Regions from separate parts of the Homo sapiens genome. Here region 1 is linked to region 2. Evidence: chromatin loops called from intact Hi-C (ENCODE). Cell type or tissue: lower leg skin. All regions are shown on one strand. Each heading gives the region's core, and the rest is flanking DNA. Links, peaks and the distances in the headings are about the cores only.

Evidence for each region. A loop is a pair of places that touch in the nucleus more often than their neighbours do. Peaks named below come from ENCODE experiments on the same cell type or tissue, not always from the same donor. Only the 100,000 strongest peaks of a DNase experiment are listed, where the experiment ranks them.
Region 1: a loop joins it to region 2, with 4 times the contacts of the local background. A loop is called at or near these places in 77 of 110 quality-filtered maps.

What each region holds. Positions count from the first base shown.
Region 1 is chr19:41,143,001-41,145,922 of GRCh38, reverse strand. All of the region lies in intron 2 of LOC124904790, which reads left to right. Among named protein-coding and RNA genes, the nearest start is that of CYP2F1, 30 kb to the right of the region's middle. In lower leg skin, for the core only: a CTCF peak has its summit at 1,292 (motif pointing right); a DNase peak (open chromatin) is centred at 1,318.
Region 2 is chr19:40,973,239-40,976,160 of GRCh38, reverse strand. No RefSeq gene overlaps it. Among named protein-coding and RNA genes, the nearest start is that of CYP2B6, 17 kb to the left of the region's middle. In lower leg skin, for the core only: no CTCF peak of the experiment used is centred there; a DNase peak (open chromatin) is centred at 1,400.

The sequences.
Region 1 (2,922 bases), core at 288-2,787, 170 kb before region 2:
ACCCAAAGGAAAATAAGTCTTTGTATGAAAAAGACAGTTGCATGCACAGGTTTATAGCAGCACAATTTGCAGTTGCAAAAATATGGAACAAACCTAAATGCCCATTAACCCTCGAGTGGATAAAGAAAATGTAGTGCAGGCGCAGTGGCTCATTCAAGCCTGTAATCCCAGCACTTAGCGAGGCTGAGGTGGGTGGATCATGAGGTCAAGAGATCCAGACCATCCTGGCCAACATGGTGAAACCCTGTCTCTACTAAAAATACAAAAATTAGCTGGGTGTGGTGGCGCGTGCCTGTAGGCTGAGGGAGGAGAATCACTTGAACCTGGGAGGTGGAGGTTGCAGTGAGCTGAGATGGCGCCACTGCACTCCAGCCTGGTGACAGAGTAAGACTCCGTCTAAAAAAAAAAAAAAAGTAGTAGGTATTCACCAAGGAATACTACTCAGCCATAAAAAGGAACAAAGTAATGACATTTGCAGCAACCTGGATGGAGTTGGAGACCATTATGCTAAGTGAAGTAACTCAGAAATGGAAAACCAAATATCCTATGTTCTCACTTATAAGTGGGAGCTAAGCTATGAGGATGTAAAGGCATAAGAATGATATAGAGGACTTCGGGGACTCAGAGGGGAAGGGTGGGAGGGGGGTGAGGGATAAAAGACTACACATTGGGTATAGTGTAAACTGCTCGGGTGACGGGTGCACCAAAATCTCAGAAATCGCCACTAAAGAAATTATCCATGTAACCAAAAACCAAGTGTTTCCCCAAAAAATATTGAAATGAAAAAGAAAAAAAGGGTGAAAAGTGGAAGGGGTGCCGATTATAACTTACCTGCTTTAGCGGGTTGTTAAGGGGAGGGATTAAATAAATTAATTTAAATTAAATGGGCCGGGCGTGGTGGCTCATACCTGTAATCCCAGCACTTTGGGAGGCCAAGGCAGGTAGATCACGGGGTCAGGAGTTCAAGACCAGCCTGGCCAACATGGTGAAAATGCAAAAAATTAGTAATTTGTATTTTGTAAAAATACAAAAAATTAGCCTGGCGTGGTGGCAGGCGCCTGTAATCCCAGCTACTCGGGAGGCTGAGGCAGGAGAATCGCTTGAACCCGGGAGGCAGAGGTTGCAGTGAGCCAAGATTGTGCCACTGCACTCCAGCCTGGAAGACAGAGTGGGACTCCATCTCAAAAAAGAAAAAAAAAAAAAAAAAGCTAAATCTAAGTAAAGCACTTAGAACAATGGCTGGCCCATAGTAAATGCCGTGTTAGTGTGTTAGTTGCTGTTCTTCCACGTCAGAAGAGGCACAGACAAATTACCACCAGGTGGCGCTCAGAGTCTGCGGAGGCATCACAACAGCCCTGAATTTGAATCCTGCTCTGCCACTGCCTAGTTGAGACCTTTTACTACCTGACTAGCTGAGACATTTACGACATTTACTGGCTCTAGGACTCATTTTATTCATTTCATTACTTTTTTTTTCTTTGAGACGGAATCTCGCTCTGTTGCCCAGGCTGGAGTGCAGTGGCACAATCTCGAGTCACCTCAACCTCTGCCTCCAGGGTCCAAGCAGTTCTCCTGCCTCAGCCTCCCAGGTAACTGGGATTACAGGCGCCTGCCACCACGCCCGTATTTTTAGTAGAGATGGGGTTTCACCATGTCGGCCAGGCTGGTCTTGAGCTCCTGACCTGTGATCCACCTACCTTGGCCTCCCAAAGTGCTGGGATTACAAGCGTGAACCACCATGCCGGGGAGAAAGCTGGTTTTCTTGAGAGGTGATGAAGACTTGAGGCTACGTCAATCATACCTGAGTTAGAATTCCAGTTCCAGCACCTACAATCTATATTTCCTTTGATATATATAAATGACTTCACCAGTCTGCCCTTCAGTTTCCTCCTTTATAAAATGAGTATTTTAACAAAACCTATCTCTGTATAACATACAGCAATCATGATGGATACACCATGAGGATTCAATGTGATACTGTAGAAAATCCTTTAACGCAAGGCTTGGCACAAAAAGACACTCCTATCAACCTTAAAATGTTAAGACTAATATTAAACTAACACTTGAGGGCTTGTTACGTGTCAGGGACATAACACCATGAATTCTCATAGCAACACCATGAGACAGATAATACTGTCATGATTCCCCTGTTATGGAAGAGGGAACTGAGGCTCAAGGAGATGTTACTTGTGGAAAGTCACACATTTGGGATTTAAAATAAGGTAGCCTGTCTCCAGGACCCATCTTACTCACCATTATGCTAGACTGGACTCCCTCACCCTCGTAACCCATGTTGTGTGCCCAAAATTCAAGTTTCTTCTGGGTCCGAGGTCTTTGAACAGCCAGAGGTCTTCCATCCCTTCCATCTTCTGTACTGGAGTGGATGACTCAAGAAGTAGAAAACCAGCCAGGTGCAGTGGCTCACGCCTGTAATCCCAGCACTTTGGGAGGCCGAGGTGTGTGGATCATCTGAGGTCAGGAGTTCAAGACCAGCCTGGCCAACATGGCGAAACCCCATTTCTATGAAAAATGCAAAAATTAGCTGGGCGTGGTGGTGTGCACCTGTAATCCCAGCTACTCGGGAGGCTGAGGCAGGAGAATTACTTGTATTGGGGAGGTGGACATTGCAGTGAGCTGAGATCATGCCACTGCACTCCAGCCTGGGTGACAGAGTGAGATTCCATCTCAAAAAAAAAAAAAAAAGAAAGAAAAAGAAAGAAAAGGAAAGAAAAGAAAAAAGGGGGCCAGACTTGGTGGCTCATGCCTGTAATCCCAGCAATTTGGGAGGCCGAGGCAGGAGGATCACCTGAGGTCAGGAGTTTGAGACCAGCCTGACCAACATGGAGAAACCCCATCTCTACTAAAAATACAACCTAGCCGGGTGTGGTGGTGCATGCCTGTAATCCCAGCTACTCCGGAGGC
Region 2 (2,922 bases), core at 305-2,804:
TTTTTTTTTTTGAGATGGAACCTCATTCTGTCACCCAGGTTGGAGTGCAGTGGTGTGATCTTGGCTCACTGCAACCTCCCCACTTCAAGTAATTCTCATGTGTCAGCCTCCCGAGCAGCTGGGATTCCAGGTGCGCACCACCACACCTGGCTAATTTTTGTATTTTTAGTAGAAATGGGGTTTCACCATGTTGGCCAGGCTGGTCTTAAACTCCTGAACTCAGGTGATCCACCCACCGCAGCCTCCCAAAGTTCTGGGATTACAGGTGTGAGCCACCACACCTGGCCAGTTTTCTACTTCTTGAATCATCCACTCCAGTACAGAAGATGGAAGGGATGGAAGACCTCTAGCTGTTCAAAGACCTCAAGCCCAGAAGAAACTTGAATTTTGGGCACACAACATGGGTTACGAGGGTGAGGGAGTCCAGTCTAGCATAATGGTGAGTAATATGGGTTCTGGAGACAGGCTGCCTTATTTTAAATCCCAAATGTGTGACTTTCCACAAGTAACATCTCCTTGAGCCTCAGTTCCCTCTTCCATAATATGGAAATCATGACAGTATTATCTGTCTCATGATGTTGCTATGAGAATTCATGGTGTTATGTTCCTGATATATAACAAGCCCTCAAGTCTTAGTTTAATATTAGTCTTAATATTTTAAGGTTGATAGGAGTGTCTTTTTGTGCCAAGCCTTGCGTTAAAGGATTTCCTACAGTATCACACTGAATCCTCATGGTGTAGGCATCATGATTGCTGTATGTTATACAGAGATAGGTTTTGTTAAAATACTCATTTTCTAAAGGAGGGAACTGAAGGGCAGACTGGTGATGTCATTTATCAAAGGAAATAGAGATTGTAGGTGCTGGAACTGGAATTCTAACTCAGGTATGATTGACGTAGCCTCAAGTCTTCATCACCTCTCAAGAAAACCAGCTTTCTGCCTGGCATGGTGGCTCGTGCTTGTAATCCCAGCACTTTGAGAGGCTGAGGTGGGTGGATCACAGGAGGTCAGGAGTTCCAGACCAGGCTGGCTGACATGGTGAAACCCCATCTCTACTAAAAATACAAAAATTAGCCAGACGTGGTGGCGGGCGCCTGTAACCCCAGCTACCTGGGAGGCTGAGGCAGGAGAATCCTTTGAACCCTGGAGACGAAGTTTGCAGTGAGCTGAGACTGTGACACTGCACTCCAGCCTGGGCAACAGAGTGAGACTCTGTCTCAAAAAAAAAGAAAAAAAAGTAATGAAATGAAATGAATACAATGAGGCCTAGAGCTAATAAATGTCTCAGCTAGGCATGTAGTGAAATGTCTCGACTAGGCAGTGGCAGAGCAGGATTCAAATTCAGGGCTGTTGAGATGCACCCCCAGACTCTGAGCCTGAGTAACCTGTGGAGCTGGAGGAATACAGCGCCACCTGGTGGTAACTTGTCTGTGTCGCTTCTGGCCTGGAAGAACAGCAACTAACACAGCATTTGCTATGTGCCAGCCATTGTTCTAAGTGCTTTACTTAGATTTAATTTTTTCTTCTTCTTATTTTATTTTATTTATTTTTTTATTATGCTTTAAGTTCTAGGGTACATGCACAACGTGCAGGTTTGTTACATATGTATACATGTGCCATGTTGATGTGTTGCACCCATTAACTCGTCATTTATGTTAGGTATATCTCCTGATGCTATCCCTCCCCATTCTCCCACCCCACGACAGGCCCCGCTGTGTGATATTCCGCTCCCTGTGTCCAAATGTTCTCATTGTTCAATTCCCACCTATGAGTGAGAACTTGTGGTGTTTCGTTTTCTGTCCTTGTGATAGTTTGCTGAGAATGAGGGTTTCCATCTTCATCCATGTCCCTGCAAAGGACTTGAACTCATCATTTTTTATGGCTGCATAGTATTCCATGGTGTATATGTGCCACATTTTCTTAATCCAGTCTATCATTGATGGACATTTGAGTTGGTTCGAAGTATTTGCTATGGTGAATAGTGCCGCAATAAACATACATGTGAATGTGTCTTTATAGTAGCATGATTTATAATCCTTGGGTATATACCCAGTAATGGGATGGCTGGGTCAAATGGTATTTCTAGTTCTGGATCCTTGAAGATCCATGTACCCTAAAACTTAAAGTATAATAATAATAAACGTAAAATAATATGGGAAAGGAAAGTATTCCTTTCCTCCAGGGTAGGCAGCAACAAGGTGCCACCTTGGAAGCAGAGAGCAGAACTTACCAGACACCAATCCATCTGGTTCCTTGATCTTGGACTTCCCAACCTCCAGAACCATGAGAAATAAATTTCTAATCTTTATAACTTGCCCATCCTCAGGTATTTTGTTTTAGCAGCACTAACAGCACACACAGGGCATAGCCAAAAGCCCAGAGGACAGGATCAAAAACTATGGAGAAGTTTTCCTGGGCCCTGAAACCTAACCAAGGGGCTTCAGCTGGAGTTTTTCCATCTGGATTTCAAAAGTGCTTTGAGCTGGGCACTCCTTTTTATCTTCCATTTTCCCTCTCTTGAACTTGAATGTCTATAACTCTTATCCTATTGCCTGTCTCATCATTGTATATTGAGAACAGATAACTTGTTTCTTCACTGCTGAGGGTCCACAGATGTCGAGAAATTATACCTAGAAGTTTCATCCACACCGGATTTATATAACGAGATTTGGTACTTGTGAGCTGATTATATGCAGATAAGATTTTAATCTTTGAATTGATGTAATGGAACAAAACTCTTAGGAACCTCAGGGGAGGAATAATATATTTTGCATGTGAAAGGGACATGAATCTTTGAGGGTGGGAGGGTGGACCAAGGTAGGCAAAATTTCTAAAAATGGTTTCACAAGATATTTCACTGAAATATTTCAAGAAATTTCATATTTGGTGCAATAATCTTAAAAACCTATGAATATGATGAT